Regions from separate parts of the Homo sapiens genome. Here regions 2, 3, 4 and 5 are each linked to region 1. The links are chromatin loops, found by intact Hi-C in ENCODE. Cell type or tissue: A673. All regions are shown on one strand. Each heading gives the region's core, and the rest is flanking DNA. Links, peaks and the distances in the headings are about the cores only.

What was found. A loop is a pair of places that touch in the nucleus more often than their neighbours do. Peaks named below come from ENCODE experiments on the same cell type or tissue, not always from the same donor. Only the 100,000 strongest peaks of a DNase experiment are listed, where the experiment ranks them.
Region 2: it touches region 1 in a loop (7-fold over the local background); 10 of 110 quality-filtered maps call a loop at or near these places.
Region 3: a loop joins it to region 1, with 17 times the contacts of the local background. A loop is called at or near these places in 3 of 110 quality-filtered maps.
Region 4: it touches region 1 in a loop (2.5-fold over the local background); 8 of 110 quality-filtered maps call a loop at or near these places.
Region 5: a loop joins it to region 1, with 5 times the contacts of the local background. A loop is called at or near these places in 14 of 110 quality-filtered maps.

The regions. Positions count from the first base shown.
Region 1 is chr6:73,966,195-73,972,843 of GRCh38, forward strand. No RefSeq gene overlaps it. Among named protein-coding and RNA genes, the nearest start is that of CD109, 270 kb to the left of the region's middle. In A673, for the core only: a CTCF peak has its summit at 3,990 (motif pointing right); DNase peaks (open chromatin) are centred at 2,347 and 3,977; H3K27ac peaks cover 1,194 bases.
Region 2 is chr6:73,737,136-73,742,135 of GRCh38, forward strand. The region is part of intron 5 of CD109 (CD109 molecule); the gene reads left to right. Among named protein-coding and RNA genes, the nearest start is that of CD109, 43 kb to the left of the region's middle. In A673, for the core only: a CTCF peak has its summit at 2,154 (motif pointing right); a DNase peak (open chromatin) is centred at 2,186.
Region 3 is chr6:74,571,953-74,576,952 of GRCh38, forward strand. The region is part of intron 2 of LOC101928516 (a long non-coding RNA gene); the gene reads left to right. Among named protein-coding and RNA genes, the nearest start is that of SNORD156, 550 kb to the right of the region's middle. In A673, for the core only: a CTCF peak has its summit at 3,065 (motif pointing left); a DNase peak (open chromatin) is centred at 3,059.
Region 4 is chr6:74,407,049-74,413,697 of GRCh38, forward strand. The region is part of intron 2 of LOC101928516 (a long non-coding RNA gene); the gene reads left to right. Among named protein-coding and RNA genes, the nearest start is that of CD109, 710 kb to the left of the region's middle. In A673, for the core only: a CTCF peak has its summit at 2,595 (motif pointing right); no DNase peak of the experiment used is centred there.
Region 5 is chr6:73,853,086-73,858,521 of GRCh38, forward strand. No RefSeq gene overlaps it. Among named protein-coding and RNA genes, the nearest start is that of CD109, 160 kb to the left of the region's middle. In A673, for the core only: a CTCF peak has its summit at 2,082 (motif pointing right); a DNase peak (open chromatin) is centred at 2,116.

The DNA of each region.
Region 1 (6,649 bases), core at 945-5,944:
TCCAATTGCTAAACCAACCTTGCCTCAAGACAGCACCCAGTCCCTAGTTAGTCCTTATTTTTCCTAGTTTTCCCCAAGAAACAGCAACCAATGTAGACCTTGTCCCTGCTTCCCTTAGATACTCCTCAGACTCTTTCACAGAAGACAAACTTTTGAAAAGATGCTTCCCTCCTCCTACCTGCTGAGTAGCATTCTGTGTTTGCCCGGGAGTGCCCTCCCTTGCTGCATCTACATCGATAAATCTGAGTTTGTCAGAGTACAGGCTTGCCTCCAGTGGTCTTTGCCAGATCAGACTTTAATAACTTATATAAGTAGGAGGTCTGGTAGACTCTGCTATACTTTTTATAGATTTAAAGTTGACTTTGTGCATGAATGTACTGAATAGCCTATTTGATGCGATTTTGAAGGCAATGGATGAGCAGCCCTCTGGTGTGTCTGAAGTGGTGGTGAGGTTGGTAAAGATGGACCAGGGTTTTGCCATACTAGATTAAAATTTTTATATACAGTGTCTATTTTGTTAATGGACAATTAGAGATGGCAACAACACTAGTAAACCCCCTCGGTTTTGGTAAATGCCATTTATTGAATTCACAGGATGTACTAGACAGTGTGCCAAGTGCTTCCAGACATTATTTCATTTTATCCTCACAACACTTCCAATTTTTAAACAGGGAATGTGTGGTTCTGAGAAGTCAAGTTACTTTTCTAAGATGGAAAGTAGCAAGGTAGGATTTGAACTCAGGGCTCTCTGATTCTGTCTTCTTAGCTACTGTTAAGTTGTTTCTTTACAGATTTTCAGGAACCCAGAAATTGTGAGTTTCCACCCAACCCCCTGTCCCCTGCCCCAGTTAAGTTTCAGAAAAATCTTTTATCTTTTGTTCATTGTAAAATGTATCTCCAGTAGAAGGGGTATGATATGGTTTGGCTCTGTGTCCCCAGTCAAATTTCATCCTGAATCGTACTCCCATAATTCCCACGTGTTACGGGAGGAACCCAGTGGGAGATGATTGAATGATGGAGGCGGGTCTTTCCTGAGCTGTTCTCGTGATAGTAAATTAGTTTCAGGAGAGCTGATGGTTAAAAAAAAAGAAAAAAAAAGGGGGAGTTACCTTACACAAGCTTTCTTTGCCTGCCGCCATCCACTTAAGATGTGACTTGCTCCTCCTTGCCTTCTGCCATGATTGTGAGGCCTCCCCAGCCATGTGGAACTGTAAGTCCAATAAAATCTTTTTCTTTTGTAACTTGCCTAATGTCGGGTATGTCTTTATTAGCAGTGTGAAAACGGATTAATACAGGGCATCTGGCTTTTCTGGCTTTTGCCTGCACTGATGGAGACGTGGCAGCCATTGCCTCTGGTCTCTGATTCTGGTTTTGGCTTTCTATGATCTTCTCTGCTGTCTTTGTGGGGACCAGAGTCATGAAAATAATTAACCCTCACCAAGGTGACCTAATATCCCTTTCAAATTTTAAACTAATGTGTGTATTTAACATTACTACAACTTTTAATGAAGTCTTCTAAATACTCACTACCTTATTGTAAATCTCTTGCTTAATTAGGAGAACCCAATGGAAGATTCTGATACTCTGACTTTGGTTTTTTGTTCTTTATAAGGACCTTGAGCTTCTAGGCCTCTCAGCTTGGTAGAGTTTGATTGGGACAGAGTACAAGTTGCTTCTAATGCAATTTATGTGGTTGTGGCCCAGTGAAATAGTTCTTTTAATGTTTGGGAAACACTCAAAGGGAACTAAAACTTTCTTTTCCCTAGGAACCCTTCAGTGAATATGCTATTTCAATAGGCCAGCTAATAATTCTCTGAGAACTGGGGACTCACATGGGTCCTTGCCCACTTCTCTTTCCTAAAGAACCTCAGGAGCAAGTATTTACCACAAATGTGACCACTAGTGGGGCCCCCGAGAATGCCCAGCCTCTCTAAGGTTTTGGTTCAGGTCACCTTGTTCTTTGCAAAGTCTTTTGCTAGTGACAAAGTGTCTGTTAACCTAGTCTCTCTATTGCAGTTAAGTGATAGCTTAGCCACTGAAAAAATTACTCCCTTGAGTAGAAATGGAAGAATGTTTCTATTTGGTAAGCAGAAAAGTTGGAGGGTGGGAAACTATAACTGTAAGAGGCTGGAAATGGGAGTTGGGAAATATTTGACAGCATTTACATGGCAATCTTGGATATTGGGATGGCTTCATAGGGGGTATGCAATAGAAAAATGTAATATTTATTATAAATGTGTTTGGAACAATAAATGCTTTATAGAGAAAAATCCTAGTCTTGGCAGGAAGTTGTACTCCCTGACCTAAAAGGCCTTTTCCATATTGAATTAATCTGATTAAATCAAGGTTTGTGAGTCATGAGGAAATGTATATAAAGACTACAGCTGTGACAGAAGGACAAAAGATGTATTCCTTAGTAGAAAGCAGCAGGGCTCAGTAAAAAACAAACAACACACACACACACGATTTGAAATCAGAAAAATCTAAAATCAAATCCCTACTTTGTTACTCTCTGTGTAATGTCAGGCAATTTATATAGCCTCCGATTTTCTTGTCTGTAAAAGTGAGATAACAATACTCATCTTACAGGATTACATAAAAGAACTTAAGTAGAGAGTGGATTAAAAAATGATAATTCTAATCATTGTTATGTAGTCCCTATAAATAGGATGGAGTCCCAAATCAAAGAACAGGCAAATGAGAACAGAAAAATTTAACTATGGAACCAAGAATTGCTTTAAAATTTAAAGCACTTTAAAATTCATATTAAAGTGAGCTGAATAGTAGTTTAAAGTATAAAAAGCTGGTTTGGGAGAAATGAAAGGAGAACAGTTATCAGCCCCTGAAAAGGGTGAGGGCTCCACACTGGCCCTAGAAAGCAGCCCAAGCCTCCAAAGGGCTGTTTGGCCTCACCGGTTGGCAAAAGGGAACACCTGAAAGGATGAGTGGGAAGTTCACTAGTGCACCTGGCTCTATAAACTCCGATTTCCTTTCTCAGACATTTTAAGAGTGTGGCAAGCAGAGCTTCTCTTTGGCTAACAGGAAGTCTTGCAAGAGTATTCTTAGAGTCCAATTAGGGCATTTGTTTCCACTTACAATTAGGCAGTATTTGCTCAACTGTCGGCAAATAATGAGGGATCTAAGAGCTCAGATAGTGGTTGCAATATAGTTTAACTCTTTCATAAAGATCTTCATGATGTTGCATTAGGTGCTTAGGTGATATTTGGTCAGCCTACAGTATGGCCAGGTTCACCTGGAATGACAACTCTCGTGAGCCTATTTCATTATAGATTCATTTTCCTTTTGCTTTATATTAAGATATAAATTCCCCATTCGTGTAAAAAGCATCTTCACTGTCTCCAGGCCCAGGGACTTAGTCATTTGTCTCTAATTATCCTCAAAATACACCTCAAGTCCTCAAGTGTCACTATGAAGGTTTCTCTCCTCCTCACTGATCTTTGCTTCCTTTGGACCACGTAAGTTAGCACAGTTGCTAGCTGTTGCATTTGGATTTTTTTTTCTTCCTCACTAGGTTGTAAATCTGAGAGCTGGGCTTATATCTCTTACTTTTTTGTATTTTCTGTGGTATCTATCATTGGAGGTGCTCAGTAGATAATTATTGATTAAATGATTTTTAACGCACATGTTAAAATTATAATATGTTGAAGCAAAATAAAGTTATTTGTAGACTAAGCACAAGAACATGCAAAGACAGCATAAAAATAGCAATTCCCTTTTTATTTAATGTGCTTGGCTTTAAAAGGAATTGGTTTTTGATTAGCCAAGCACAAAAATGATCTGGTTTTTGTCTTTTCATAGTTCCTTTAAGTCTTCACCAGAGATGGTTTTATTCTGGGGGTGTGCTGTAGGATAAGCTCCTGGCCTTGTTTTTATTCAAATGACATTATTGCATGACTCAATAAGCACCGTTGATTGCTTTGAAAGAAAGCACTTGCTGACTTGACTGCATTACATCCACTAGATGGCAGGCAACTGTTAGAGAAAGAAAAGGGAGAACCTGAATTATGATTTATTTTTTTTTTTTTGGCGGGGGTGGGGGTGGTGATTGGTATATTTCCACTGACCTGTCTCAGTCAACAGGCCTTGCCAATAACTCCTTAATTTCTATAAAGTTCTTCAGCTTTAGCTTTCCAGAGATTTTAAAAGTGATTGCAAAACATTCCGTAAAATATACCAGCCAGATATTTTTCCACTACCACACTGAACCCTATACTGACCTTTTCTTCCCCCTAATTTTCTTAAACTATAAATAGTGTCCTGACCTAACATGGGAATTAAAATAAACTACAATGAGGAAAAATGTATTTTTTCAGAGAAATGGAGAAACCACACAAGTTTTTATGTATATGAAACCTGCAGTTTAAAATTTCAGAATTTTTTTTTTTTTAATACAATGATGTGAAATACAGTTTTGCCTACAGGTGTGTAAGTGCTCTTTGAGAGAGCTTGGTGAACACTGTATCATATATGCCGGTGCTTCCACTTGACACTCCTGTCAGTGTTTGAGATGATTGCAACGCCTCTCAGCAAATCTCTATTCTACTCCAGTGCGCTCACTTCCCAAAGTAGTCAGATGCTACTGTTTGTGCAGCTTCAGCGGTTGCTAGGCTTCCTCTGCCCTAGTTATGAGCATTTTCTTATTTTCTGCTACATTTTTCATATGTGGTTGTTCCTCCAGGTATGCTAATAAGATTCACAGATGAAATGGATGGTAAAATGAATGAGATTAATTCAACTGTGCTGGTTCCCATACCTTCTTTAGAATCACTTATTTCCCTATCACTATGAATGAGATGAGGTGAACACTGCCCAATTAACTTATGGTGTTCAGAATTATAACTTGGAATTTATATATGTTACATTAAAAAAACTAAACAATATTGCATACGGGCTTATTAAAAGCTTTATATTTGCTGCCTTCAACATTTGTATCCTTATTTGGTTTAGTTTATTGAAAATGAGGCTCTAGCAAGAACTCTGAAATTTTGAAATGTGAGAGTTAGGAAATTTTGACAATTACTAAACTCTCCTCATTAGTCAGATTTGAATATCATGAGGACAAATGAACAACACCTGCATCTCACACCTGTGACTCCAGGATCCTTGCTGGCTGACTGTTGAGAGAGAAATGAGAAGTGAAGTGCCTGGGGTCGAAGGAGCTGCTTGCCAGTGTGCAGCACCAAAACTCTAGCCATTCTCAGATGTTAAGGATTTTTTTTTTTTTTTTCCTGAGACAGAGTCTCGCTCTGTCGCCAGGTTGGAGTGCAGTGGCGTGATCTCGGCTCACTGCAACCTCCACCTCCCAGGTTCAAGCAATTCTTCTGCCTCAGCCTCCTGAGTAGCTGGGACTACAGGCACATGCCACCACGCCCGGCTAATTTTTATGTTTTTAGTAGAGATGGTGTTTCACCATGTTGGCCAGGATGGTCTCAATCTCTTGACCTTGTGATCCACCTGCCTCAGCCTCCCAAAGTGCTGGGATTACAGGCATGAGCCACTGCATCCGGCCTGTTAAGGATTTTTAATGGATGTCTAGAAATGAAAGCTCAGGATCTCTGAATTGGGCTATTCATACCCTCCCATGTACATTAAAAAATACTATTGGAAAAGTGGCAAGATGGCTGAATAGGAACAGCTCCAGTCTGCAGCTCCCAGCGAGATCAATGAAGAAGGCAGGTGATTTCTGCATTTCCAACTGAGGTACCCGGTTCATCTGATTGGGACTGGTTAGACAGTGGGTGCAGCCCACGGAAGGCAAGCAGAAGCAGGGTGGGGTGTCACCTCACCTGGGAAGTCCAAGAGGTCAGGGAACTCCTTACCCTAGCCAGGGGAAGCTGTGATGGATTGTGCTATCCAGCCCAGATACTATGCTTTTCCCATGGTCTTTGCAACCTGCAGACCAGGAGATTCCCTTGGGTGCCTACACCACCAGGGCCCTGGGTTTCAGGCACAAAATTGGGCCGCCATTTGGGCAGACACTGAGCTAGCTGCAGGAGTTTTTTTCATACCCCAGTGGTGCCTGGAATGCCAGCGAGATAGAACCATTCACTCTCCTGGAAAAGGGGCTGAAGCCAGCGAGCCAGTGGTCTTGTTCAGCGGATCCTACCCCCATGGAGCCCAGCAAGCTATGATCCACTGGCTTGAAATTCTCTCTGCAAGCACAGCAGTCTGAAGTTGACCTGGGATGCTCAAGCTTGGTACGGGGAGGGGTGTCGGCCATTACGGAGGCTTGAATAAGCGGTTTTCCCCTCAGTGTTAAAGCCACCAGGAAGTTCACACGGGGCAGAGCCCACCACAGCACAGCAAAGCCGCTATAGCCAGACTACCTCTCTAGATTTCTCCTCTTTGGGAAAGGCATCTCTAAAAGAAAGGCAGCAGCCCCAGTCAGGGGCCTATAGATAAAACTCCCATCTCCCTGGGACAGAGCACCTGGGGAAAGGGGCGGCCGTGGGCGCAGCTTCAGCAGACTTAAACGTTCTTGCCAGCTGGCTCTGAAAAGAGCAGTGGATCTCCCAACATAGCACTTGAGCTCTGCTGAGGGACAGACTGCCTGCTCAAGTGGGTCCCTGACCCCTGTGCCTCCTGACTGGGAGACACCTCCCAGCAGGGGTCAACAGACACCTCATAC
Region 2 (5,000 bases), core at 1-5,000, 230 kb before region 1:
GATATAAATTGGTCATTTAGTATATAACATGTAAACCTTTATATTTTTCTATATTTATGTGACATATAAACATATAAGATATAATCAACTTTTTCTGTATCTAAAGGGGAAGATATGTAATATGAAATGCATGAAATTGTAGCTTATTCTAAGCATTGTTGCTGAGCCTTGAGTAGGTGGGACTCGTGTGTGAATTGACCTGTATGAATGAGAACAGTGCTGGAGGCACAATGGACTCTCAATATTTGCTTCATGGCCACCCTGCATCTTTATGGGTGTTTGTATGATGTGTTTACCAATATTATTCTTTTTAAGGTAGCAGAAGCTCTACCGAATGAATGTATGATGTGGTTTTAAAGAACATTTGAGGCAATATTATGAAAGGGGCTCATACTGTTAGAGAACAATGTAATGCATAACCATTAAAGTCATGGACAATTTTCAGTGAGGTCTTTGCTTATTTCCTTACTTATAACAGTGTAATAATAACCACTGTTATAAATGGCAGCCTAGAGCAGGATGTGATGAGTTCTAGGGGAAGTGGAATTCTTTATATCTGAGCTTGTAGAGAAAGTGGAAAGAGTAGGCATTTGTGAAACTTAGAAAATAGGGAAAAATTTGTGTGGGAGTAGGGAAAATGGAAGAGAACGTTATGTGTCTGGGGATTTGGGAGAAGTTGATGTTACTGGAGCATGTGGAGAATGATGGCGGTGTAGATTAGGAAGCACGTTGTGAGTTTAAAGTAGTTTGAATATTATTTTCAGTTCCCACTTAAATTCTTAAGAATCACTTTTTTTGGTCCATCCATCCATCGATCCTTCTATCCACCCACCCACCCACCAACCCAGTATGTGTTAAGGACTTTATGGCTGTGATGAATACAAAGAAGGTAAACATATGACCTCCATTTTCAAAGGTCATTGTCATGGTGACATGAACAATATGATAAAAATTAAATGACATAAGGGGGACAGACAAACACAGGGCAGTGCAATAGCAGAGGAATTGTAAGGTGTTCAGTCCAGCTTGGTGATAAAGAGGGTTTATTGTTAGCACAAGCACTGATGTTTTGGGGCCAGCTGCTCCTTCTGTCTCCCATGGTCTGCTCTGTTCTCCTTTCACTCTTCTGCCAACCTTTGAGGTGTTCTTCAGTTCTTCTGATTCCATTAGCTTAGCTAAATAACCATCATGCCCAGAATCTTTAAAGCAAGCCTCTGCACAGGTGGCTGGCAGCCTGTGGGTGGGCCGCCCTGGGTCAAGGTGTCCATTTTTGGTCCATTCAGATGCCACCTATGCACAATGACCAGCAAGAGCAGTTTTAGCTGGATAACAGGCGCTGAGGGATTAATTTGTTCATTGAATGGTGGACAGAATAAGTACCAGAAGAGAGGGGGATAGAATAGCAGAGGGAGACTTTGCAGAAGATGTGAGATTATACTTTGAAAGATTTATAGGATTTATCATGTTGTGGTTTGTGGACTTGGCTTGTCATATTGCTTTTATAGAAAACAAATGCTCTTAAGGAAATTTAGGTGCTTAAAAAATGAAAAGCATTTGCAGGATCTGGCCCTTGCCCAACTTTTCAGTCTTGTAAAGTGCCGCCCTTCCTCTTGAACTCTATGCTTTAGACATCTTATGTCCCTTAAGTTTCTTAAACTCACCGATCTGTCTCATTCTAGAGCCTTTCATCATGCTGTTCCCTCTGCTGAGAATGTTTTTTCTTCCTTATTCTCGCTACTTGCTTTTAACCTGCAGCCATTCTCTAAAGTGGCCTGGCTGTTCCAGACATTCCCATAGTACTGTGTGCTTCCCTTAATTCATTCATCTCACTTTTAATTAGTGGTCCATGATAGACAGTAGCCTTTGTAAAGCTGGTGACCTTCTGGTCTTGCTCACCTCTCTATTCCTGGGACCAAGTTCAGTGCTTTTGCATGTAAGTAGAAAGCAGTATTTTCTTAAAACGAATGTGTGAAAACTATATAGCAATAATTTGTCTTGAACCAAATGCAATTTTCCCTTTTGTATATTCTATAAAGCATCTTTATCTTTTTGAAGACAAGTATACTGATCAGGTACTTGTCATTTGAGGTATGTTAATTTGAGGCATTCAGCTAAGAAAAAATAAGCCCCTTAAAAAAAAGAGCCCTTTTAGAACCACCAGGGGTCAGTATAACCAAGGAAATGTTATGAGAAGCAACTGTGGCCTTGGTCTCTGGCTTTTGTTTTTCTTTGACTACTGCGCAGCATTAAAGGACTGTATATTTCTTGTTATTAAACCCCTTTTCTTTTAGTAGTGAATAATAACATAGAGGAAATGTATTTATTATTTAAATAGCCCACCATTAGAGACTATATTTTTACTTTTCGGTGGCAGTCACCATTCTCAATATAAAACTCAGGGAAGGAAAATATTTATTTTCAAGAAAGTATTGGCTGGGCGTGGTGGCTCACACCTGTAATCCCAGCACTTTGGGAAGCCGAGGCGGGCGGATCACGAGGTCAGGAGACCGAGACCATCTTGGCTAATACAGTGAAACCCCGTCTCTACTAAAAATACGAAAAATTAGCTGGGTGTGGTGGCGGGCGCCTGTAGTCCCAGCTACTCGGGAGGCTGAGGCAGGAGAATGGCGTGAACCTGGGAGGCGGAGCTTGCAGTGAGCCAAGATCATGCCACCGCTCTCCAGCCTGGGCGACAGAGTGATACTCTGGCTAAAAAAAAAGGAAGTATTTTTTAAATTTTTTAATTTGTAAGAGACAGGGTTGTCGTCTGTCACTCAGGCTAGAGTGAAGTGGCACAATCATAGTTCACTGCAGCCTCGAACTCCTGGGCTCAAGTGATCCTCCTGCCTCAGCCTCCTGAGTAGCAGGGACTACAGGTATGTGCCACTACGCCTGCCTAGTTAAAAAATTTTTTTTTCCTTTTCATAGAGACAGGGTCTTGTTATGTTGCCCAGGCTGATCTTGAGCTCCTGGACTCAAGCAATCCTTCTGCCTTGGCCTCACAAAGTGCTGGGATTACATGTGTGAGCCATCATACACAGCCTTTGGGAGAGTTTTGAAATTCCATTTTGTCTGTAGAAAAAATATGGAATGATATGAGTATTCCCACTGATGGACAATCTCTTTAAGAATTACCGGAGTTATCAGAGCTTTGATTTGTAATGACTATACAGGTAATCAGAAAGTGGTATTCTTCAGTTACCCTTTGTCCTAGGTCAGGAAAAGGATCCTTTAAGTAAAACATACTTGACGGCTCCTTGGCATTTCTCCACTTGTATTAATAACATGTTTGTTTGTAGAGTAAGAGTGAATAAGTCCTTTATGATACCGTGTTAACCTTTCTGGATTAATCTAAATTGTTTGCCCTTCAAGTATTGTATTGCTTTTCACCTTCAAGGTTTTTTATGATAGTAATGGTGAGTAATTATTTTGGTCTAGTATGATTTCTAGTTTTCTTTTCTTTCTTTCTTTTTTTTTTTTTTCGAGACAGAGTCTCGCTCTTTTGCCCAGGCCGTGGTGTGATCTCGGCTCACTGAAACCTCCACATCCCAGGTTCAAGCGATTCTCCTGCCTCAGCCTCCTGAGTAGCTGGGATTACAGGCATGCACCACCATGCCCAGCTAATTTTTGTATTTTTAGTAGAGACGGTTTCATCATGTTGGCCAGGGTGGTCTTGAACTCCAGACCTCAAGTGATGCACCCTACTCGGCCTCCCAAAGTGCTGGGATTACAGGCATGAGCCACTGTGCCTGGCCAAGAAAGGAAACAAATGTTTTGGGGGATTAGTTAAGTGATTTGCCCAATGTCCCACAACTTACCAAACTAGGATTAGAACTCAGGCCTTTTGACACCAAATCCAAGGTTCTCTCTACCCTGCCACCTTGGTTTTCCATCTTATGTTTTATCTCTGTCATTGTTCAGCATATGATGGTGGGACATCATAAGTTCTCAATATATACATAGACTTTTTTTTTTTTTACAATGCTAGTTTAATCAAATTGCAAAGAAACTCTTGATGATTATAATGTTTAAGACCTCTTAAAATCAGTAAAGTTTAGTAAGAGCCCTGGCTCTTTTTGTGCTACTTATACGTGTGCTTAATTGACACACATATTCTAGTGTGAATAGTTCTTTGCTACTTTGGGGATTGTACTTCTTCTCTTGAGAATGTGACCAAGTCTTCTACTTCTGCCATACTTTGATTGCCCTGCTCTTTTTCATCATTTCTTTGTCTAGAGCACCAAGCCCTCCTCTCAGAGGGCAGAGGTATATTTTAGCTGTAACATCTTTTCATAGAAGTGTGTTTTATAGGGCCGTTATACTTTAGGTACATTATAAGTTGAGTGTGGGAATATGTTCTGATTTAATAATTGACTTGAAAATACACCTTAGGAAGATAATGTGTTTTAAAAGTTAGACATTCCTTTATTTTCATTTCTTTGCAATATAGTTCTCTAGGTACCTTATCTCTAGGTATGTTATCTCTTGATTGGTGTTGACAGTTTTCTCAAATAATTGCACATGGTTTTTTTGTTTTGTTTTGTTTTGTTTTTTGAGAAAGAGTCTCACTCTGTTGACCAGTCTGGAGTGCAGTGTGCAATCTCAGCTCATTGCAACCTCCACCTCCCAGGTTGAAGTGATTTTCCTGCCTCAGCCTCCTGAGTAGCTGGGATTACAGGTGTGCACCATCATGTTCAGCTAATTTTTGTATTTTTAGTAGAGATGGGGTTTCACCATGTTGGTCAGGCTGGGCTCGAACTCCTGACCTCAGGTGATTCACTTGCCTTGGGTTTCCAAAGTGCTAGGATTACAGGCATGAGCCACTGTGCCTGGCCTGCAAATGGTTTTTCCCTCCATTTTTTATTTTCTGTAGTAAAATACACATAACGTAAAATTTGCCATTGTAACCATTTTTAAGTGTACAGTTCAGTGGTATTAAGTACATTAATATTGTTGTGCATTCATCACCACCATCCATCTCTGTAACTCTTTTCATCTTG
Region 3 (5,000 bases), core at 1-5,000, 600 kb after region 1:
ATGCAATGTAAGTTGTAACAAATATGTATTAAGCAAGAATCAATAAAAAATTATAGAAAATCTAAATTACCACTCTAAGATAAAACAAAAATGAAAAACAATAAAAGAAACCCACCTAAGAATAATATGACCATCTAACCAAGACTAATATGAAGAAAACTCCAAAGTTTTTTAAATAAAACATTTTAAAGGACTTGAGTAAAGGGAGTTGCATATCATAGACCTGGATAAAAAGACTAATCATGATAAATTTGCTCCTTCTAATGTTAAATCAAAACATTATATTATTATTTTTAGTACTTTATAAGTATAGTAGACATAAAAATGTGTCAGTATAAACAAAAATGCTGGAAAAAAATAAACCAGGGATATGACATGTAAGATACTACAGGATAAGAAAAAGCTAGAATCATTCTAATTAGGAGTACTCGTGAAAGTATAGGTAAAGTGAAGAATGGAACAAACTAGAAAGCCAGGAAACAAACCCTCGTACATATATCAGGACTTCTTTTATAACAAATATAAAATCACAAATCATGAGTGGAGTAAAGTTGTTTTCTGTAGAAAAAAGTCTTCACACAAAATAAAGTATACTTGTATTAAAGAGATAAATATTTGAAATTAATGGTAGGTTAGTATTTATTTTGTTTGGCATGAAGAATTTTCTAAGTAAATAGGAGGACTTTAAGAGAGAAGAAATAGTGATTTTTGACTATACAGAAAAAATTCAAATTCTGTATTTTTACAAAAACAAACATAATGAAGAAATGGTTATGCTGCAGAGAAAATTGCAAAATACTTTAATTATAAAATGAAGAAATAATTATGGTTGGTCTCAAGACTAAGTGGGAAAGATAGCTATTAAAAATATTACTATTCATAATGTACGAATAGCTCTAATGAATTACTGAGAGATAAACTTTCCAATAGAAAAGTGAACTCAAACAATATAAATAGGCAATGTTCAAAAAAATTACAATGTTGAGTAAACATGGGAATATGTTTAATCTTACCAACAATTATATAAATAAAAACTAAATCAGAGAAATGTCATTTACCACTTACCAATTATTCATTTAAAATTATACTAATATGCTTAGTGTGAGAAATATATTCAAATGAGTGCTGGCATATATGTGGGGGTGAAAATAAAAATATTTTACAACTAGTACAGCATGGGGCTGTCCAATCGAAATAGACATCCAACCAAACAACTCTGTGTATATTCTGACTTCAGCATAAACACTTACAAATACATTATACTCTTTGACACATAAATTCCTTTATGCATGTATCAAATATCTCTGACAATTCCAAATCTTTTTCCAGAAAGGGTATGACACTTTACATGTTTATCAGCAGTTAATGACAGTCTGTTTCCTTACATGCTAAACAACATTGGATGTTTTCTAATTTATTTTCAATTATTTTTCATTTTTTGCCAATATAATACGTAAAAATACTGTGTGGTGATGAGTTTGATTTTCCTTTGGCTACTAATGGAGTTGTTTTATTTCTTCCTTTGTGTACTGACTGTCCTTGTCCTGTTACTCTTTCATTCTATAGCTTTTAATCCTGTTAGTATAAGAGTAGAAGGAAAGAAATTTAAATGATTTATCTTCCATTCACATAATCATACCAATGATTGCTTTTCATGGTGGAAACTAGTATCTTTTAGAACACAGTGTTCTGAATGGAAAACTCAAGAATGAAAGAAAGTATTATGTGGCATTTTGTCCAAGAACAAATCACTAAATTTAAAACGGCATGCGTCAAAACAGAAAGGCGTGGATGTTGACTGATGAGTTAGTATCTTAGCTGCATTTAACTCTGTAAGCTTGTCTCTAGTGCCTCATGCATTGCTTCACTTCTCCTCTGGCCCCTGCCAACACAGGACCACCCAAGCTCCTGAATGCAGTTCTTTCTGTAGGACCTTGAGGAAAGCCCAAATTGCAGGGTGGAAAGTCTTTAGTTTGTTTGAGGCGTGAATAATTTCTCTGCCATCTCTTTCACCCTACTCCGGTTACCATGCGGAATGCCATTCTGGGTAGCTTGGAAATGGTTCTAGGCTTGTACCATAAAGAGGTCCAGACATTTTTTGTGGACTTATGATGGTAGGGAGAAAATAAAAAATGGATGCAGAGGTTGACCTAGCTATCCTATCCAAGTCGACTGGGGTTTGGGGTTTCCAGAATTGTTGTCATGTTTGGGGAGCCTTGCAAGTGGATTAATGACAAGGCATTTTGAGGGCTGCTGATCCAGGGAAATGGATCATGTTGTCTAGGGTACATGGCATTTCATCCGTTTATGCACTCCATCTTGTATTTAAAGGGTAAACCTGGTATTGTGGGGTTGTTAACAGTTAGCTATATTATTGGCTCTCATAGAAGAGGGTCTCTGAGAAAGTTTAGAACCACATTTTGGTTATAAAAAATTGGATAATTATTAGGAGAATCGACTCTTTGACTGAGTTGTACCCACAAGTTTTTCAATATTTGTCTGATTCCTTGTTTGCCAGTGACTGTCCTTTAGAGGGCTTCAAATACATATTCATAACAACAAAAAACAGCTTTTTCCTTATAAATGTTACAATAGTAGAAGCTGTAGAAGATGTTTTAGAAACTGGCTTGTTCTTTGTGCAGTCATATATTATACATATACACACAAACTATATATATATATACACACACACACACACACACATATATACACACACACACACACACACACATGCAGAAGAAGTTGCATTACCAAATATGGTAGTAAATCTAAGTGAGTCAACTGTTAATCTCCTTTGGCAATACCTTCACAGACATACCCAGGATCAATACTTTGCAACCTTCAATCCAATCAAGTTGACACTCAGTATTAAACATCACATTAGGATAAGCCAATCAGCACACTTCATCCTCCAGATGCAGAGAATGGTTCAAAATAGTCAAATAAACTTAGCCGCTATAAATGATGAACATTTATAACAACTTTTTCTGCTAAGACAATGACACTGTCCTACTTGATGGGACTATAGGAATTTGTAGAACTGAGAGATTATGGAAGCCATCTGGTGGTCTTGAGGCGTAACTGCCTGTGATGAAGCCTATATCAAAACAAACGAGGAGATAGACCAAAACCAGGTCCTTCGTGTCGATGCTGGGCCATTAGATAAAGCCTCTACCTGAGCCAGCTTTACCTGTAGACATTTTAGGATATTACATTCTATTAACTGAATAAGCAAGTTTTGAGTTGAGTTTTCTATTTCTTACACCCAAAAACATCCTATTGCTTCAGTCTGCAGTTTCCTGTTTAATTGATAGAGGAAAGCAGTGTATTCAGAAGTCCCTAAAATAATGAAGGTCAGATTTTGAAATTCTTATTAGACTGTAACTTTTATTAATTTTTATTGTTAGCTTTTGTTCTAGGTTCAGGGGTACATGTGCAGGTTTTTTATATAGGTAAATGGCATGTTGTGGGGGTTTGGCATACAGATTGTTTCATCAACCATGTAATGAGTATACTACCTGATAGGTAGCTTTTCAATCCTCACCCTCCTCTCAACTTCCACCCTCAAGTAGGCCCAGTGTCTATCGTTCCCTCCTTTGTGTACATGTGTACTTATTGTTTAGCTCCCACTTATAAGTGAGAACATGCAATATTTGGTTTTCTGTTCCTGCATTAGCTTGCTTAGGATAATGCCTCCAGATCCAATGATGTTACTGCAAAGAACATGATCTCATTCTTTCTTATGGCTGTGCAGTATTCCATGGTATATATGTACCACATTTCCTTTATCCAGTCTTTGGTATTTAGGTTGATTCCATAGACTGAAACTTTTAAAAAATAAGTAGGATGGTGTTCTCTAGTGGTTTGCTTATCAAGGGACTGCCTCCATAAATAGGGTGACCATTAGTCTGATTGGTTTGCAAGAGAGTCCCTAGTTTATGCCTCTTGAACCAGCATATTTTTAAAGAGCTCCTCATTTCATAATTAAGTATCCTGGTTTGGACAATAAGTTCTATGGTCGCTGTACTAATAACATATCCAAGGCTCAAACAATTATTTAGCTTTGGTATCTCTATTATCAGATGAAACAGAGGTTAAAGCACATCAGTTTAGAAACATTTTTTATCTTGCTCATCACCATATTCCCATTGTTTAGAAGGGTGATGGGAACATAGTGGGATGACTATTTTTTGAATGAAGGAATGAATGGTGCCAGTGAGCATGACTTATGAGACCATAATCCAAAGCCATATAGCCCCTCTAATGCCAGTTTACTTGTCTCCAAAATAGTATTAAAAATAAATATACCCCATCTACCTTATGAATTTGTTAAGAGGATCAAATAAGTTAATTGTGTGAAAAGCTAGCAAAAATTTAAAATTATATATACATGTGGTATTTAATTATATACAAAAGAATGCAAATGTTACAAGTTCTTTCAATTTCTACCCAAGTAATAAATATACCTAAATTTGAGTCACCAACAGCACCATACTGCTTCCATACATTATCATAACCTTTTCCCCCAATTTTAAAGCACATTGAAACAGATTAAATAATTCATCAGAAAAATCAGATTATATATGGAAAAATTCCATCAAGAAATACGTTGAAAAATTCAACCATTACCATAACCTTTAAATTGAAATTCTATGTATCTACAAATATGGTAACTATTAGCAAAGCTTTATTTTTCTTAGGCATCAGAAACAAATTATTTTATTGTTTTGTCATTGATTCAAGTATTTAATAAGATCTTATATGGAGAACTTATAGATTATTTTAGAAAATACACTTCAGGCCAGCTGCGGTAGCTCATGTCTGTAATCCCAGCACTTTGGGAGCCCGAGACTGGTGGATCACCTTAGGTCAAGAGTTTGAGACCAGCCTGACCAACATGGTGAAACCCCATTTCTACTAAAAATACAAAAAATTATTCGGGTGTGGTGGCAGGCGCCTGTAATCCCAGCTACTCAGGAGGATCTCCTGAGCCTAGGAGG
Region 4 (6,649 bases), core at 1-5,000, 440 kb after region 1:
CCAAACACCGCATGTTCTCACTCATGGGTGGGAATTGAACAATGAGAACACTTGGACACAGGGTGGGAAACCTCACACACTGGGGCCTGTCATGGGGTGGGGGGAGGAGGGAGGGATAGCATTAGGAGATATACCTAATGTAAAAGAAGAGTTCATGGGTGCAGCATACCAACATGCCTCATGTATACCTATGCAAAACACCTGCACGTTGTGTACATGTACCCTAGAACTTAAAGTATAATAATAAAAAATAAATAAAATAACATGCAAAAATATTGAAGGAAATTCTGAAAAAGAAGAGAGACTAGCCCTACAGGGAAATAAAATAAAAAATAAATAAAATTAAAAATAAAATAAAAAAGCTATACAAATTGACACAGCATATGAGGAGACAGACAGATTTTTGGAATAACATAGAACTTAGTAGAAAAAAATAAGAAAAATAATGTAAAAATTCGTGAAAGAATTGGCTCTCTTTAATAGATTTTTAAATTTTATTTATTTATTTATTTAGAGAGAGGGTTTTCTCTGTTGCCCAGGCTGGAATACAGTGGCAGAATCTTAGCCTTGGGCTCCTGGCTTAAGTAATGCTCTCCAGCAGCCTAAGTAGCTGGAACTACAGGCATGCACCACCATGCCTGGCTAATTTTTTTTGTATTTTTTTGTAGAGACAGAGTTTTGCCATGTTGCCCAGGCTGGTCTTGAACTGGACTCAAGCAATCCTCCTGCCTTGGCCTCCCAAAGTGCTGGGATTATAGGCACGAGCCACCACACCTGGTCTGGCTCCTAAATGCATGAAAAGATGCTTCATTTTATAATTTGAAGAAATGAAAATTAATGATAGGATTGCATTTTTCACCTAATGGTTTATAAAAAAGATGTTTCTTCCACCTTCAATAACAAGGTGGGAGAAACATCTTCCACATATTTCTTTGGTTTTGTTGAGAATATAAAGTGGTACAGCATCTACAAAAGGCAAATTTGACAATATCTACTAAAAGTAAAATTAAACACTCTATTTCAAATTATTTATTCTAAATATATACTTTCAATACATGTACACACACATATGTGTCTGTGTATACTTGTATATATGTGTGTATATGCACATATGGTATCTCACACATATTCCATTTGCTAGAAGTGACTTGGTAATAAATTTGGGAGAAAGTACTTTTTAAAATAAAGCTAAGTATATATATATATATATATATATATATACATATATATATATATATATATATATACACACACACACACACACACAAAACACCGCTGGTTCTCCACAGTGTTGTTCAGGGGTAGGTGTGAGGCAGGAGGGTGTATCCTGAGTTCTCAGCTTGAGTTGGTACCAACTGGAGCCCTTTACAGCAGTTTTTTTGAGGAAAGGCAATGTTCAGCAACACCGTATGTCAGCATTTATTATCATGCTAATTCCCAACTATCAGGGCCAAAACCTTTGTATTGTCGCCACGTGAATTATGAGGTTTTTCCAATCTGGTTGTTGAAAACAATAGGCGAAAAGTCCATTATAAAAGGAGGCTCCCAGAGTCTCAGACAGATAAATATGTAGGAAAAATGAATTTACAAAGGTTGAGGTACCAGAAATAAACTTCCTTAATATCATCCTTTCATGGGAATTCCTTAGAAAGCCTCAGGTACCCCAGAAATACATATATCTCAGTTTGAAGACTCTTCTTTTAATTCAGATAATATTTTACAGATTTTTTTAATCCTGAATATTAGAAGGAGTTAGAAAGTATATCTTGGAAATGTCTGGAAAAGGCTTATTTTAGGTGTTATTTTCAGAAAAGCTCTAAGTATTAATTTTCATTTTGCATTATGTTTTCATTATGTTTTTTACATAACCAAATTTCTTTCTATCAGAGTTGCCTTTACTTTTTATTCATATAATAGCACAGAGAACACTGATGAAGGAATAAAACTGTTTCCTACTCAGTATCTCCCTACAGGAGTGCAGCTATGACATCAGTGCTTGGAATGAACAGTTGCCTCCATCAGGAAGGCAACGTGACCTTTCCTCTTCTTATTATGGCAGTGTCCCATAGGCCTCATATTTCATTTATGAAACTCTAATCTCTAGCTTTTTAGTATCAAAAATAAATTGTGATTGTTTTGTTAGTTTTAAAACCAAAAATGATCATCAAAGCATTGTTAGTATCTCATGAATGTGTGTGTGTGTGTGTGTCTGTGTGTGTGATGGAGGGCTTCTTTTCAATAATAACAACATAGGAGCATTGTTGGTTGAACACTGATTGCTATATATGTTGAAAGAAATTATAATATAAATGTCATTTGCTGGAAGTGACTTGGGAATAAATTTGGGAGAAAGCACATTTAAAAGTAAAGCTATGATAAATATATCATTGTATATGTATCATCTTAAAATATTCAGAAATTTGGAATGTGGAAAATAACATAATAATACAGTTAGCTTACATATAAAGAAGTACAGCAAGGAAATGGAATCTTTACCTACCTTAATATGAGAAGAGAAAGAAGATAAAAACAATCTCTTCAGAAATGCTTATCCATTTGAGAAGACCTCATATATTTTCTATCCAGTAGAGAGCAGTCAAAGTCCATGATGCTGTCATGAAATTCAGGCCTTAGTATTACAGGCATGACTGTTAACACTGAATCATCTCATCCAGGTCCTTTCTGAGTAAGGATCTTTTAGAATACTGGACTAGTAGTCTTTCTTTGCGTACAATATTCTTTCTCATACCTGTCCTTGATATTAAATGCAGTATTTATATGCATATTTACACAGAAGTTTATTTGGACACAAACAAAAAACATGTAGCCAGCTTGTGGTTATTGGTCATGCTTTTAAAAATCTATAGTAAGTCTACAAACTATGGTATTTTAAAAAGTTTATGTAATAGAGACAAGCAGAAAGCATGAAGTGGGGTAAGCTTAATATTCCAGGAAAGAATATCCTAAGTGCCACCAGATAGGCAAGACTCATAATTACCAGAAGCTAACATATGACATCCTCGTGGCAATAGTAGTGATTGAAATACAGGGATTTTTCAGAGGTAGATAAATTAAAGAATAATTAAATTAAAAATCACCAAGAGATGATTAGATGATATATTCCATCTTTGTTACCTTGCTACCTTTCTCTTTCCAATTCCATCCTTGTTACCTTTCTCTTTTTCTTTTAGTGTGCCAGAGGAGATTAAAATATGGAGGGATGTTATCTAGTTATATAGATAGAAAGTATATCTTGCCATTGTTTCTGCATTATCTAAGGTTTTGATAGTTATTATATAAAATCTTTGAGTGCAGATCACTTCTGCTTTGCTGATACAACATATTCTCAAAAATGATCCTGAGGGACTACTCTCAAGAGACAGCATCTTGCAAATGCACAGGACCGTTCTATTTCTCTGTTTAGTCTCATAGACAGAAATCAATCTGAAATCGTCACTGGAAATAAGAAGGAGATGTATTAGGAAAGCAGTAAAATTAAATTTTAGTATGTATATTTTCATGCATTCTCAAAAATGTGTTCATCTCTTTTCTTTATAAAATTAACATCAAACAATTGGAGACTCCTTTAGTATAATGCATTAAAATGCTGTCTTTATTTATGTATCAATGGCACTATTGATTCATCATCAACAAGGCAGAGAGTTTGAGGTGGTTTTTCCCAGTAGAGATGTTGTCACAAGACAGCCACATTCTTTTATTTGGCCATTCTCACAACCAAAGTCATACACTTTAATTGGTAGACAAGAGTTAGGTATGTAATTTGTGGTCATGAAGCAAACTGGAACTAACTATCCCACATGTGGTGAGCTTAAATGTCAGGCTGGTCGGCTCTACTCTTGCCAGCTGAGCTAGTGTATCAGAGGGACCACTGTTAAGAATGGTTTGATCACAACTGTTAACAACCTCTTGTACTTTCCTTTAAAATGAATGCTTTTATTGAGGTTCAAATTTTTGTCATTGAGATTAATAATAAGTTTGAATTTGGTTGTGATGTTTCCTTAAAATATCAAGATTCCTCAACCAATAAAATAACTATTTTATTGAGGACATTTGAAAATATTGTTTCTATTACAAAATTTTATTGGGCAATAGCTTATTAATTAAAACAATTTTTAAATTATAATTTAGTCATACTCTAGGTTATTTGGTAGCCACATTAGTTTTATTTTGGGAAAAATAAGGAGATACATGCCATCATGGGTCCTTGTGTTTAAATTTGAATAAGAAAATGTATTGTAGTAACAAATGTTTGGAATTTAGTTAGGAGCTGTGGTTTTTATCTTAATCTTGTAATCTAAAGCCCCTCATGCTCTACACACACTATGCTATACATTGCACAAATAAGAAACTACGACCAGTATGTATAGAAACAAAGCAAAATGGGCCCTAAGTATCAGTGACAGCAAGGAGTGAGTTGGGTGAGCTTTAGCCCTCATCTCCCCAATAATGTTCATCAGCCCTTCATCTTACTCTTTAATTTGGATAATGGATTTCCACACTCCCCTTAATTTTAATTAAAATGTTATGCACGTGCAGCACCAAAACAAGTCCCCTAGACCATTCTTTCTTTTGGCTTGCTTCTCTAAGTTGTTTATACAGATAAACAATTCTGAGAATAAAGGTGATGGTACAGTTCAGTAGGTAAGGCCACTTTCCAAATCTCAGTCAGGGTTTAGAGTCAGGCTTTGGGGAGATCAGCTCATCTCAGGAGAGGATGAGATCATGGTCTTGATGTGAGATGATGTGGATCTAAGCCAGCTGGTGGCTCCAAGAATCTAGTCTCAGATAAGGCCTAGAGCCAAAAGACATTTCAAGGAGGCAGGGTGGGTGAAATTTGGTATATGAGAGCATGTGGCACGAAGAGAAGAAAATATGAAAGATGATTTTACATTTTCTGGTCTCTGAGGGCGTGGATCATTTTGTGGAGAGGGGTAAATCTGAGTGTAGACATGCCAAAACCTAAATGACCTTATGTTATCTTAGACAGGATGTTTCTTAGATATCTTCAAACATAGGATGGACTTCAGGTCAGAGATTACAACATGGGACGCATATTTAAGAAGAGATAAAATATGACACTGCTTGTCCTTATGTAATCTCTTACTACCGTACTTCCAATTCTCTTTGATCCTTTGACCATGGGAGTTGGGAATTTTGCCATTATTTTTAGTTTAACCTGTTTTAGTAGTTCAATAGTTAACAGTGTATTCCATAACTTAGGCCTTCTATACCTGCACAAGCCTATGCCTACAGATGATGCAAGGAGGCATGTTTCTATTCTTTTGAGGAAAGCTTTGCTGCCTTTTCAGGCCTGGGAAGTTCTTGCAAAGCTTTGTGGAAGTTTGACTTGTACTGGCAATTTAATGGAAATAAAACCCCAAAAACAAAAACAAAAAATAAATCTCTTTTGTACATTTTATGGACAAAGCATCCGTATAAAGGAAATAATTTTGAAGATTTTCAACAGCAATTTATCCCACCATCTAGATGTGATTATATTTCATCTCCTCTGAGAGTCTATGCTTTGCATATAAATGCTATGAATTACTGTTTTTTTTTCCAGCAAATATAATGAGCTCTGCTGTGTTCCAGGCAGTTTTATAGAGAAATAGTGTTTGGGAAATAGTGGAGAATAAATAAATAAGACTTCAATTCATATTCCGGGGTGATAAACAGGCAAAATGTAACATGAACCAATACATGGTGGGTGATTTTTAGATAGAGTTAAGGCTATGAAGAACATAAAATGAAGTGTTGTAATAGAGGATTTCAGGATGCTGGATTTAATTTGGAAGGAATAGTCAATAAGGAATTGAATTTTGAATTGAGAGCTGAAAGACAAGAGTGTATAAGCAATGTGAGGCCATGGAACTAACATTACAAGGAGAGTGAAGAGAAAGTGCAAAGAGTAAGGCAGAGACAAAGTTGGCTATTCAAGGAACATAAACGACAACATGGCTAAAGTATAGTGGTAGGAGGAGAGAGGCAGGAGATGTGGCTGGAGAGGTAATTGGAGACAGGTTAGATAGAGCCCGGGGGGCATGAAACATTCTGTGGACTTCATTCCCAGTATAGTGGGAATTCATGCAGAAGAGTAGGATATTGTGGTAATTCTAATTAATTATCCTTTTTGTAGCAAACTGTTACTTGTCAGCTTGCATGCATTTACATTTGTATTTTTTAAAAAGTTAAACAGCTTCTATGTTCTAGAATTTTTATGTTAGAATATACCAACATCAGGATAGAAATATACATACTATAGTGCATTAAAGATATGCAGGAAATGTAACAGTCAACATGAGCTTGTGCTTCAACAATTGTTTTGTTGACCCAGTGAGACTGTATTGTAGATGGTTCACCTTTGCCAGGCAGAGTGGTACCATAAAGACAGACAGGTCAAGACAGACAAGTTTTCATTGAATAGTGTGTCGGTGACCAGCCTCTGTCACACATCCAGAGCCATAACATGGGTGTTTTAAAAACACCCGGGACCTGAATGTGAAATAAAACATGTTTTTTTCAAACCTGTTGCTCAAAATGTGTAGGATTATTTTAACTGTTTGGAAAATATAAATTTAGTATTTTCATTTGATTTTACTTTAGCCAGATGGACTCTGATATAATATCT
Region 5 (5,436 bases), core at 1-5,000, 110 kb before region 1:
GGCCAATGTTCTCTTAAGGCCCAAGAGCTCTTCAGTGAGCTTGTGGTGAATGCTGCCAGGCCTGGGACTCACCCTTCAGGGCAGTGGACTCCTCTCTGGACCAGGACAGGTCCAAAACTGTCATCCACAAGCCAAGGCCCAGAATTGAGGACCCCAAGAGCCTTCTTGGCATTGTACTCCACTGTGGTTGAGCTGGTATCTGTATCCTGATTTCTGCTTCTTATAAGATGTTCTTTTTTGTATAGATAGTTATTAAACTTGGCTTTCCTGCAGGGGGGACAATCAGTGGAGGCTTCTATTCAGCCCTCTTGCTCTGCCCCCTCCTTTGCCTTCTATGTTCGCACACTCTCCCATTTGTCAGATGCATTTTCTGTTTCCTTTGAATTCTCATTTCCTTTTGTATATTCTTTATGTGCAGACTTGAGGTATTTTGGAGGTATTATCAGTAAGACTTGGGAATAGATGGGATGTAGGAAGTGAGGAAAAGAGAAGATTCAAAAAGTCTGGCCTTACCTCTAAATATGAAGAGCCCAGAAAAAGAAAAAATGTCTGGCCTTAGTAACTAGGGGATAGGAGAAAGGCACTTATTGAGATGAAGAAAGACTGAGAAAGTGAAAATGTGTGTGTGTGTGTGTCTGTGTTTATCAAGGATTCATTTGAGTGAAGCTTATTTCATCTCATTTCATCCCAGTGAGGAGAACCAGTAGATAGTCAGGACCTGTGAGTAATCTGCCAACGCACAGAATAATGACGTATTAACTAATTATTCTTATATAACACTCTACTCCTATTTTTCTTCTTTTGTAATTTAGAGGAATTTAAACATTATTGAGGAATTCAGAAAAATCCAAAGGAATTCATACTGTGAACATTGGTGTGGGCCATAGAATTTTACTTTAAAAAATTTTTAATTTTGAAATAATTATAGACTCACAAAAAGTTGTACAATAGTACACAGAGGTCCTGTATGCCTGTCATCCAGTGTCCCCCAACAGTGACATCTTATCTAACTATGGTGCATTATTGAAGGCAGAACATTGATTAGCAGGAAACAGTTAACTGGACTACAGACCTTACTTGGCTTCAAGTTCTTTTTACAAGCATTTATTTTTACATGTTTTTTTGTATAATTTTAGGACATTTTCATCACAGGTACAGATTTATGTAACTACCATTTATAGTTAAGACACAGATTTGTTTACTCATCACAAAGGGACTTCTTCATGCTGCTTAGGGTCATCCCCTCCCTATCCTTCCTTAATCCCTAGTAACTACTTATCTATTCTCTGTCTTGATAATGGTAATTTTGAGAATGTTATACAAATGAAATCATACAGTATGTAAGCTTTGATGATTTTTTTTCCATTGAGCAAAATGCACTTAAGATCATCCAAGCTGTCGTGTGTATCAATGTTCATTTCCTTTTACTGCTGAGCAGCATTTCAAGGATTTGGTTTTGATACCCTGCTGGAGTTTTAGCTATGGAGTGTATATTACTTTGCCAACCTGATATAGTGTTCAAATAAAATAATTGAAGTTGATATATTGGGGCATAATAGGCATGACAAAGGAAGAAGAGTCACAAAGAATGAAATCCTCAGCCATTCTCAGGAGAAAACAATAGGGTTGAGAATAATGCTTAGATACCAACACTTCCCCAAATGGTATTTTATAGGATGCTAGCAGGTCTAACGTGAAAAAAAAGTATTTAATGGCAAAGTTTAGGAAATCACAAAAAATGTCATTGCTGTAGGATTTATCTTTAATATAACAATGTATATTTTGAATTCTAAAAGGATATGATATTCCATGCTTTCTGAACCTTTAGCCCACCACATGAATGTCATTTCACCCAGAATATCTCTGGGCTTTTTCCAGGGAAAATATTTTAGATAAAGCTGTTGTAAGTTAATACACAATATGTAAGTACTAAAATAATCGTGAAGTTTTATTGAGTAGTCAGATGTGTTTATTAAATTGGTTTTAAGGTTTATGACAGGGGTAAAATACAATAGAGTTACTCTAATGGTGGAAATATAACAACCAGATATTCAAAATGGAAATTATCTTGTATGACATAAAAATATGCGACCACTAGGGGGCAGAAGAGGATTAGAGGGAAGAAAGTACCTCCCCCAAATTGTTGCCTAATTTTAATGTTCCTGTTGAATACTAAGAATGAAATGAGATCGGAGGGCTTTTTCTCTTTTCTGGGAAAACAGGTGATAAGGTTATTACAATAATCTGCTTACTTCTGTTACCACATACTTTTTAGGATGCATTCTTATTTTTGGCATGTAATTTATGCATAATAATTTGTTATTCTTAGAGTAAAAAAAAAAACCACGTACAGAGTGGGAGTTTCTTTTTGACTTTATAAAAGTAAATCCTGATTTTCAAAACTGAAGAGATCATTAACCTTTGGACAGTTTAGAAAGAGGTACTATTGCCAGATTCTACTGTCATTTCTCTAGCCTGTTTTGGTTAGGGAATAAGTTATGGCAAGTAAAGTTTGACCTAGAATTTGTGGAATTTTAATCTCCTAATGGAATCAAGAATCCTGATTAATCATAGAACACGTATTTATTACTATCTTTTTCCACCTACTTTTGCTTTGTACTTGAAGTATGTTTCTCCCCAGTGCGTCCTCTTTTATAGTCATAGCTGGAGAAGAATAAACATAACAGAAAAAACAGCAAAATGGACTTGTTAGTGGAGGTTTGGTTGCCTGGAGGGCTTCTCAAAGCCTATCTTCATTGTACAGCACTCACCTTCCACATGTTCTTTTTCATTGTGAACTAGCTTTTCTATATAGACACGTTTTATGATAATCCAGGAAACGCTTCTCGTTTGGGAGGACTGTCTAGAAATTCTCTAACAGGAAAGTGCATTACTGGATTTGATACCATAATGAAGGAAGCTTACCTCCATAAGGCCCAGCCATCCTCTTTTTCCCTTCCTTCAATTGAATACTTGTTTGTGATACACTTGTCCTGGTGAGAGAGGGAAGGTCCTGGGGTGGGAGTTTCATCTCCCTAAAGGAGACAGTAATTCCTGGGGCCATCATCTGGGGAAGTTGTGGGTCTTCAGAAAGAAAACTGGAAACCAGGAGGTGGGAGAGGGAGCTCTTGCCTTTCTCTGGGTATTGCTGTCTTGACTTTGGGCAGGGATGTTTAGATACACCCGAGGATGCTCTCAGGAAGGAGGGGTTTAAGATGCCTCTGCCATACAGACAGGCTGGGAAACAGGGAGAAGGGTGAAGATGGGTGAACTACACCACCTAAACCAGATTATTTAGTTGCCCATTTTTTTTCCTTATTCTGTTTTCCCTTAGATGTTAGTGATTTCTAAATGTTTTGGACCTATTTCAGCTATACTGAATGGAATTTAAGGAAGTTAAAATTGTAATGGCAGAGCCATGCCTCCAGGTGAGGCCAGTGTAGAAGTGGTAGCTTTAATAGATGAGATGTTGAAAGCAGAAATTTGAATGTCAGGGTTAAAAAGCTAGAGTCACAGGGCCTAGCCCTCCTTTCTCATGAGAGCTTTTGTTTGTTCATTGCCACCTTAAAGGGTGATGGGGATTCCACTCAGAGTAGGACCCGTGCAAAGAGGGGACAGTTGGTATTTCTTTTCCCATAAAATGCTACAGAGAGCTGCACTCTAAGCTTCCCCCTTGACAGAGTTCTTTCAAATCTATCAGTGATTAGGTAGAAGGAGAAGGCCAAGTAGGGGACTTATCTGTTTATTATCAATTTAGAACTGACTCTCTCACCCAGCTGTTTTCAGGTGAGGAAACCAGAAACAGGTTCAGAGAGGCCGAGTAATGTTCCCAACGTTACAAGGTTAAAGTTGGGGCAGGGGCTAAAACAGGTTTCCTGCATCCAAGTTGTTTTCACATTTCCCCAGATTGGGATGTTTTCACTTTCTTGGCTAGATCTTACTCTGCAATGATACAGAAGTGTCAAGGTACAAGAGACAGAGACCAGTGAAAAGAGGTTTCTACAGGTTCTTTACTTCAAGACAGTGCTGAGCAATATTAGGTGTTAATTGCATTGTCTGCAGGCCCTGTGTTGAAAGTGGGGTTATTTCAAGGACTCTGGGACCCCGAACTTTGTGGCCTATTGGTTGAAGGGCTGAAATAGAAGGATTCTCCTGTGCCTGCATTTGAAAGCATGACAAAGTGAGTGCTTCAGAGGAGTGTGTGTGTGTGTGTTTGTGTGTGTCTAGGTGTAACTCCTTTTACTGCTTCTTTGGGAAAGATATGTTGTGCCAGGTTGCCAGTGTGCCAGATCACTACCCTCTTCCTTTATCCAGTACACAGAAGGATAAATCCTCTCTAATGTTGGGGGGACGTGAAAGAAGCAAGCCATCCCAATTTTAAACAAAGGGGCATTGAGCAGGAGAGTCCAGATGTTTCATTTTCTTTTCCTCAGGGCCGTTTATTTCCTGGGAAAAGAACACCAAGATGTTGATGACAATTGCTTAATAATCACAGAGTATGGACTCTGCTCCTGTGAGAAAGGAAAATCATCATATGACATTGTCAAGGGGCTCATCTGTAACACTTGTCCAGTTTTCTCTCCAATAGGGCAGCTGTTGCTGACCACCATGTGCCACTTGTGGCAGCAGCTGACATTGATTGCTTGACTACAATGTGCCCGGCATTGTTCTAAGTTCTTTACATGTTTAATGCCAGGTAATCCTTCCAAATGCCTTACAGGGTAAGTGCAATATTACAGACAGAGACACTGACAAATGAGGTGAACTATATATCACATGATAGTAGGTGTATAACCTGGACTGAAATCCTAGCGATCTGGTTCCAGAGCATGTATTACTAACCATTATACCACCCTGCCACCTCATTTCACTCACCTGACTTTCACCAAATCCTATTGACCAAGATTAAATCTTTCAGAATTGATCCACAATCCCCTAGCTCCTGGTGTGATCACATACGTTGAAGATGTATGTTTTGCTTGGGGAAAGCAATCTAGAGTAAAAACTGGAGTTTGATGATAAAATAATACAATGCCATTTCAGGAATAATGTTATCTGGGATGTCATTCTGTATTCTTAACTTGATATTATCTTCAAATATACAACTAATATGTATCAAAATATTATTTAGTACTTAACTAAATGGAAAGCAAATGCTTTAAATTTATTGCCTCTTAATTCATCTAGCCACCAAATGGAGAAAGTACAATTATTGTCCCTAGTTTAAAGATGAGCTTAGGGTTGTTGAGTTATTTCCCAATGTTATATAGCTTCTTAAGAGCAGATGTGAGATTTGAACCCACACTGTGACTCCAGTGCCCACATTCTTAATCACCAAGTTTATATCAGCATTCTAGTTGGCTCTCTTGCAATTCAGGACAGACATCTTTCCAATCAGTGAGCATTCCTGAGGATCTGGGAGCAGTATAGGCTTGG